Linked DNA regions of Mus musculus: region 2 is linked to region 1. The links are chromatin loops, found by intact Hi-C in ENCODE. Cell type or tissue: heart. All regions are shown on one strand. Links, peaks and the distances in the headings refer to the core of each region. The heading gives the core; the rest is flanking DNA.

The links. A loop is a pair of places that touch in the nucleus more often than their neighbours do. Peaks named below come from ENCODE experiments on the same cell type or tissue, not always from the same donor. Only the 100,000 strongest peaks of a DNase experiment are listed, where the experiment ranks them.
Region 2: a loop joins it to region 1, with 3 times the contacts of the local background. A loop is called at or near these places in 11 of 42 quality-filtered maps.

What each region holds. Positions count from the first base shown.
Region 1 is chr1:20,818,344-20,822,591 of GRCm38, reverse strand. It overlaps Mcm3 (minichromosome maintenance complex component 3), which reads left to right and starts at 2,280. Exons shown (of 17, transcript NM_008563.3): 1 at 2,280-2,461. The coding sequence starts at 2,384. It also overlaps the pseudogene Gm20587. In heart, for the core only: no CTCF peak of the experiment used is centred there; a DNase peak (open chromatin) is centred at 2,201; H3K4me3 peaks cover 1,401 bases; H3K27ac peaks cover 1,401 bases.
Region 2 is chr1:21,072,778-21,077,025 of GRCm38, reverse strand. All of the region lies in intron 1 of Tram2 (translocating chain-associating membrane protein 2), which reads left to right. Among named protein-coding and RNA genes, the nearest start is that of Tram2, 4.3 kb to the left of the region's middle. In heart, for the core only: a CTCF peak has its summit at 2,544; no DNase peak of the experiment used is centred there; H3K4me3 peaks cover 514 bases; H3K27ac peaks cover 2,438 bases.

The DNA.
Region 1 (4,248 bases), core at 683-3,182:
CCACTACAACCATCAGTCTTTCCTTCCTTCTGACTTCTTTTTGAATATCCTTTCTCTGGGTTCCCTTTTGGTTTGGCTCATTATTGATGGCCCTCCTCACTGTCATGATGGCATCATGCAGGGACCTCTTTGGGTCTCCATAAACTTCTCAGCGCCACCACAGAGGATGGTGGTACATGTCTTGGCCTTAGGGAAACCAGTGAAGAAATTGCACCTCTTGCCTCTAATTTGGGTCTCTTTAAACACCTGGCTGTGGCCCAGCACATCTGGAATCAGAGCATTCCCATTGGTCTGGGTTGAGCCTCCACAGGCCATCATTGTCCTTTTCAGATCCTCCTCAGGCCAGTGGCCAGCACAGAACATGTTCCTATCAGCAAAGTACTGGGTGGCCACATCCGCAATAGGGGGTTTAGAGAACACGACTTTGGCTCCCGACTATGACTAACTTGTCATAAAGAATGTTCCGCTTGGCATCAAGAATTGCCTGGTGCGTGTGAACTCTGATTTCAGCATTATCTTTCTCTGCTTTCAGCTTGAGCTCAACATTTGAGAAGGCAATTGTGGGATTCTCATAATTCTTGGGCTGCATTTCAAACCCAGACTACGAGAACGTGTTCTTGAACGCGACACTAGGCACCAACTGAGACTCCTCTAGGGCTCCACCCTGCACCTTCTTGGTGTCAGTCATTTTAAGCTACAACAACTCATTGAGCATCATCACAGCATCAGCCACCACCTTGGCAAAGAAGGCCTTCTGCTGGGAGATCAGCTTGGAGCTCAGGGCTTGGAGCTCAGGGCTGTCACTGCACACTTCCCTAGCATCTTCCTCTCTTCTACTTTATCTTGCTTCTTTATAGTCACAGCTATCTCTTTGATTTTGGGTGGCTGTGCAGAAAGCTCAGATGATGATCTGAGGGCATAACCCTTCCTTCACACAGGACTTCACCTGCTTCAGAAACTCCTCAGCCAGCAGGATCACCACGGTGGTGCCATCACTAGTGTCAGTGTCTTCGGATCCGGCAATGTCCACTAAAGTCTTTGCTGCAGGATGTCCACCATCGAGGAGTTTCAGAAGTAGAAATTGTTGTTTTGCCTTGGCCATCCACAATAAGTTGCCATGAGGACCCAGGGTGGTCTTATAGCCCCAGCAATCACTTGGCAAACACAGACAATGTTACTCACGAGCTGTTACTCATGAGTTGAGGAATGCCTTGAGAGCTATCAGTCCCCTCTTTCAACAGGATAACATGGTGGGCATCATCTTGGAAGCGGCATCCGGTACCCATAACTCATCTGTTCTCCACTTCAGGGTCGCCCACTCCAAGTGTTTTCTTTGGGCTGGAGACAGAAAAAAAGGAAGTACTTTGTATACTTTGCAATGCCTTGATTTTGACTGTTTCTGCATGCTGCTTTCCAGGCAGCCTCTTAGCAATTATTTCACCTTGTAAATCAGCCTTGGCCCATTAGTGCCTAAGGCAGAAAGCCAACAGATAGCAAGCAAAGCAAGCATGTGAACAGCAGTGGAACCCTTAGATATACTAACTATGCTTTTTTTTTTTTTAACAATCTGATTTTCTGCTTATCTATCTCATGACCTTGTGAAAGTGGGGAGAAATACGAATTATATATCTCTGTGTCTTCAAGGTTACAGATCAAGATACAGCAAATCAAGGCTGTGTTAAAGGCAATAGCATGATTCCGTGAATAAAATTTGTCTTTACACCATTTCTAACTTGCTCTTGGAATACTAGTGATGGCTTACTGGAGAATTTTGAATTCAGATTCCTCATTTTGTATAGGAGGAAATGAAGGCTAGAAGACAAAGTGTGTTAGAATCAATAATATGGAGGCTAAAGAGATGGGTCAGTGGGTATCCTGTTCGTCTTTCAAAAATACAAGGTGGAGAAAGATTGAGGAAGACACCGGATATCAACCTTTGGCCTTCATTTGTACCTGTGCATATGGGGTGCAAACTTAGACCTCCCCCCTCAGTAAATCCTAACTTCCGATTTGACAAAACTTCCTACAGGCAAAGAAAAAAAAAAAAGAAAAGAAAAACAGGGGGTGAGGTGGGAAGGACCACAACTCCCAGAATGCAGTGCTTCCTAGCCTTCCTGTTGCTCAATTTCCAGGGGGTGGGTTTTGAGCGTCCTCTCTGTACCATTGGTCAGACTTCCTATTAGGGCGGAGAAAGTGACCATTTCTCTCCAATCCAGGCACGGAATGAAAGGCTATTGAAGTGGTTAGCCAATCATAACGCGTCTCTGCTCCATGCTTCCTCCACCATAAACTTCCGTGGCGGGAAAACTTGGGAAGTTTTGGCGCCAAGGCGGTGTCACGCGTTTCCGGACTGTTTGGTGGCCGGCGATTTCGGAGCTGCGACATGGCGGGCACAGTAGTGCTGGATGATGTGGAGCTGCGGGAAGCGCAGAGAGACTACTTGGACTTCCTGGATGACGAGGTGAGGCTCGGGCCGCGAGCCCGGTGCTGGGGTCCCGCGGGTGACCGGGCACGGCTGAGGGGGTTCCCGCGGGTGACCGGGCACGGCTGATGGGGTTCCCGCGGGTGACCGGGCACGGCTGATGTGGTCCCCGCGGGTGACTGGGCACGGTGCTGGGGTCCCGCGGGTGACCGGGCACGGCTGAGGGGGTTCCCGCGGGTGACCGGGCACGGTGCTGGGGACCCCGCGGAGGACCAGGGCCGCTGATAACTTCTTTTCTCTGCAACTTCCTGTTATCTTTTTTTCTCTCCTAAAGATGTACCTCCAGATTTTAAAAGTTACATTCTTTTCATGTATTAGTTTCGTTATGAAATTTCATAAACACATAATGTATTTTGGTCATATTTCTTTCTTATCACTCCCTCTTATAATTACTGCTACTGATCCCCATAGCCTACTTGACATGGTACCCAGGCCTTGTGCTTGCCGTCTTCCTCTGAGCAGCCTATTTTTCTTGAAACCTCTTACATTAGGATATGTTAACTATACATACGGGTTACATTATGAAACTTCATAAGCACATAATGTATTTTGATCATTTTCATTTTCTCATTATCTCCTCTTGTCATTTTCTTGCTCCTGTATATCTTCATGAGTTACTAGGGTTTTCTCCAAAGTAATTTAGTTTGTCTCTAAATTCATGTGTTCCCCCCAAACCCCACACAACTTGCAAGGAGACTGGTCAGGTGTAAACAGGCTCTTCTTTGGAAAAGCTAATGTAACTGGCTCAGAGCCCTCAGATTTAATGACTGGCCTGATGCTGGTGAGGGTAGGAGCGAGACTAACAATTTATGACAGCTCTCTTTTTAGTGAATCAAGTGTTTTGTATGCAGGTAAAATGGGTTTAAGTGTAATCCAAAATTTAAAGCTATAGGATGTTGATGAGCCCTGGAAGTTTGTTGATCAATGAAAAGCAATTTAAATTTGAATTTTAAGAGTATTTAAATTACATTTCAAATATACATCATGATTTTGAAATATGTCTACAGTCAGGTGTGCTAACATCCAGATTTTAAAGTTAAATTTTCATATTGCAAGTTTTTTTGTTTGTTTTTACTAAGTCTTTAAGACTTAGGCCATTCTAATTCCCAATTAAAATGTAAGCATATAGGAGAACTGTTAATGATCATGATAGTATGTGATAGGGCATGCTGGACAGGAGGAAAGGGTTGTCTGCAGCTGTCTACTTCCTGGGCACCGTTGAGACATATATCAACATGCTGGCATCCTCATGTGTAAGTGACATAGTGGCTAGTGTCATCTTTGCTGGTGTAGGCTTTAAGTAGCTCCCAAGTCCCTGCTTAGGACTTTTGAATACCTTTATGCTGACCTCCCATGGTATAAATAGAACCCTCCCCCACCCCCACGATCAGTAACCCCTTTATAAATTGAATGCTCAGTGGTCCTTAATGCTCTATTGATAGAGACAGCAGGTGTGTTCTCCTTGTCCAGAAAGGCATACACCTGTTTTATAATGTAGGAAAGAACATTTTTCCGCTGAAAGACAGAAGTACGTTACACCAGAGGGCAAGAACACAGAACTGACCACCCAGCCTTTATGTAATATGTCCTTAAGTACCCCCAAGTTCTTGATGCAGTTGTAGACCCCACTGCTGAGCTTGCCTGCCTTCTGACCTTCTAATATTACTGGAATCCCTTAGATTCAGGACAGGCTTACTCTCACTCGACGATACCCCTTTCTACCAGTGTTTACAGCTTGTCACTGTGTACCCATCTGCTTGCTTGTT
Region 2 (4,248 bases), core at 991-3,490, 250 kb before region 1:
GGTGCCAACACACCCGTCTTCCTAGTTCCATCTTCTTCTGTGGTACTTTTAGCCCTATGGAACTTTGAGAGCAGATGTTTCTTTCTGAAGTTGCTTTGAGGGCTTACCAGTCAGAGCTGGTTTAGGAAGAAGGGGGCTTTCCCTTGAATCTCCAGTATCTGGAGCTGAATCTTGATCTATACTGAGTGTGTCTGTTCCTACCTACTATAGAGAGATTTTGTGGTGTGTGTGTGTGTGTGTGTGTGTGTGTGTGAGATCAGCTATCATAGAACGCTGCTATCATTACTAAATGAGAACAGAAACATCCTGGAAAATAGGGGGGTGGGAGGCACCTCAAACCTAGCCTCGGATTGACTGACTATTTCTGGGATTTTCCTTGGGGTCGTGCTGGTTTTGGTGGTGTTTATAGGTAGGCATATAGTGGGAAGGAGGAGGTGGTGGGGGAACAGGGAGAAAAGCCATCAGGCTCCTGAGTTTGTATCTTGGGTCAGGGTAGGACTCCTTCATTTGGGAAGCTGAGCCAGGAAACTGTACTGTAATTCTTGCAATAGAATGTGACTCGTCCCTGCCTAGCCTCTACTGTTCCCTATACCCTCTCCACACCCTAGCAAGCTACAGCCTTCCCACCCATGTCAGTACTCCCCTGCTAGTCACCTCTGCAGCACTCATGGGCTTGATTTCCCTTGCAGGATCCCCAAGGCTTCAGCTCTGTCTTTAGGGAGATGTTGACGCCAAATTCCTTCCCTCGGGATCACTTCCTTTTGGGCGCACATGAAAGGCTGTCTGGCCTCTGTTCCCCCAAGCTGTGCTCAGACACACTTTTAGTTTAGTTTTGGGTTATCTTATTTCCAATGCGGGGACGGCTTCTTCCCCCAAGCCAGGTTTTGTCCCATCTTATGTCTGTTTGGAATAGAGCTGTTCTGTGCAGCCACTGCACTTGGCTAAAAAAATGTCAGGAATGTGGAACTTTATTCCCCCTCCTTTTCCAGCTTTCTCCTTCTTAACCCTGCTTGGGGGGGGGGGGGAGGTGGTGCAGGGGCTCTGTTTTTTTTCTCCACAGTTTGGACTTTCTTAGGTGGAGTGTGGTTCTTCAGGGTGTGGGTGGCCAGTTAGGATGTGTGCATAAGTCAGATTTGAAAGTAGCCATCCCCTCCTCCCTCTTCCCCTTCGCCGGCTTTCCAGTGCCTGGTGCCACGTTTCCAACTGAAACAGGCAGGGGAAGAGGAAAACTCTTTCATTTAGCAACTGGAGAATAAGAAACAGGGGGTGGCTGGAGGAAAGGAAGCAATTTCAGTATCACCTTTAAAATGTCATCTTGAGGCAGAAACTAGTTTCTTCTTCCGTTTCTGCAGCTGCAGAGAAATGTTTCTGAGATTCTGAGGGTCATTTGCAGGTTTGTATTTAGTGTTTATAGAGACCATGATGACGATGGAAGTGTTCTGGAGCCAGGGGAGTTTGAGGATAGGGGCTGGTTTGGGCTTTTTGGACATTGTTTCTGAAGCAGGTGTGGAAGATAGCCCCCTTTTCCAGGAACTACTTTCTTCCCTGTTCCTGACCCCATGACATCAGGAAGAAAGAGTTGGAGCATATACAGTGGAAACCCATTGCATATGTCATACGTGCTTGGACTGAGGGGCCTGTGGCAACCAGTTCTGTTTCTTGATGCTAGGTGCAAAGATAACTTTATGCACCGTGAAAAGATTCTTCTGTTGTATTAATAGAAGTGCATACACAGCATATAGAAACGCCCGTGGATGCCAGCTAATTTTTACTAACTTCTAGTGCACTTCTAAGGATGTTACTTTGTCAGCTTTTGAAATTCCTGACTCTACCCCTGGAGCTTGAGACACGGCCTGCTGAGGATGCTAGGGGACCCCAGAGGGGTCCCTCATTCCCATGGGTGAACTCCTCCTGAATGTGGCACTCGGTGACTTGAACGACAGGACAGACATTTGGAGTTTGAGTCTCTCTTGCTCAAGACTCCAGTTTAACCCCACTCTGTGGGATTATTCTCTTACTTGGTGGAAAGTGAAAGATGGTAATAGTTGGTGGAGCTTTGACTCCATGTCCAGGATGAAGACCCAGCATGGGGATGCTTTATTGATTGGTGCTCCACACAGTCACACTGAGAACTGTTGCTTCTTTTACCGGTCTGGGCATCTGCTTTCTGTCTCTGTATCCCCTCATTGAGTGCCCTGGTTGTATGTCATTTAGGGATGAGTGCCTATGTCATTTAAGATGAGTACCTTTCTCCTAAATTCCACAGCACTAGCCTTATACTGTCCAAATGACCGTCTCTGATTCCTCTAATCCCCCATTGCCCCAAGGATTCTGTGGCATACTTCTCTCAGATGTTTGTCTTGTTAGAACACATAGGGTGGGTAGCGAGGGTCTTGATGCCATCCCCTGTCAGCTCTGGGGCAGTAGAGATGACAAGGGAACAGCCCTGAAAGCTAAATAGGTGTCGCTTCTCTTGCTGGCTCTGTTGTTGTCTGAGCCCTTCAGTGGCTTATTTCCCAGGCGCGCTAGCTATCCAGGCTGGTCACAGCAGAGCGCCCCAGTCCTGGCTGTTTGTGGAATAACATGAGTTGCTATGGTGAAAGCTTCACTCTGGCAGGCATGAACTCCTTTTTGATCTGCTTCGATGTGGGCAGGGGCCCCAGAACTCATTCCATGGCATAGCTGATGTACCTCTCATTCCCACCCTGATAAAGTGATGAAGCCAGATGTCTGATAAGAATGGATTAGAATCCCCACAGGCCAGAAATGCTTTCTAACCAGCCTGTGTGCTGTTAGCTTGCTTTGGTGGGAAACTTTACTGATGCTATCTCTTAACCTTCTTATGCAGTGCTGAGTATCTGGTATCCATTGGTACCTAATGGTTAAAGGAAGGAGGGGCGGGGTAGGGGGCATCGAAACTATGGGTAGGGCTACTGAACAGTCCTCCTTGTTTCATGGGCGGGCCTTTATCCTTTAGGCACTGTGCTCCCTTGCCCTGATTTACCTCTGCTGTCTCAGATGCTCTGCTGTGGAGGAGAACCAAACCTAAAGACACAGTTGGTTAGTGTTGTGGTCTGTGTGGTTTAAAGAGCTTTGCAAGGGATTCCTCTGAATAGTGTATGATCAAGTAGCTTTTCTTGCTTTTGAACAGAGGGAATGGAGCCGGATTGTGAGTTGGGGGTGCCAAGGCCTCTGGGGTCCTCCGGTGAGTTTGTTGGAGGCCAGGGTTAGGAGGGGAGGCTGCCACGTGGCCTCTTGATGTCTTTTTTCATTTATCTGGAGGAATTGGCAGCATTTTACATCTGTGAAATGTTTTACTGGCCTCACCCTGTAATCGGGATGGTTTATGGGGGCCGTCATACCCATCCAGAAGCCTGGCTTCTAGAGGAGAGATTTGGCCAATGACCATCCACTCAGCGTTAGAGTCAGAGCCAAAAATAAGAATCCAGCAGTGTCTGGCTCCCATTTAGAACGCAGCTCTGATGCCCCCACAAGCAGGGTGTCTGTGGAACATAGCCACAGGCGGCCTTATTTTACCTTGGTCCGAGTGGGTCTGTTGACTACCTGGAAGTAATGTCTGTAGCCATCTCACTCTGGAGCCTTTCTGCCCGGAATGATCGTTGAAATTTCCATCTCCCTCCCGGAGACTTTAGAGAGTGACCCAAATGTGTTCATCTGTCACATGTGAACGCAGATGAATGGGCGGGTGCTTCCCCCACTACTGAAATCACTGCCTGCCATAATCTGCGTGAGATAAGGGCTTTCTGGTTGTAGTTTGCTCACGATATTATGGTCATAGCTCAAGGGCACATTTTCTGTTTTGTGAGTTCATGACTTTAGAGGGCAACCTAAGAAATTATCTGCCGTGTTTACAGAAGAGGAAAATAAGCCCCACCCCCAAAGCAGTTGAGAGATTTGCCCAAGACAATTAGAATAAATGTTTGACAAACCTGGAGCCACACCCCGTCCACCTCTGGTGCATCCTCTTGTCTCTGCCCTGAACTCTAGACTCTGACTCTGAATGCCAGTCTGTGTGGAAGTCTTGGAAGTGCTGTATGATGCGGAAGAACGCTTTGCCTTTTCACAGAATGGCAGAGTACCTGTGCTGTGCTGCCGTGAACTTGGGGAATACAGAAATGAAGAAGGCCAGGGCCCTGTCCTCAAAAAAGGTTGCAGTGCACTGGCCCGTGAGCCCAACTCCTCAGGAGGCCGAGTCAGGAATATTAACAGAGTTTAGAGCTAGCCTAA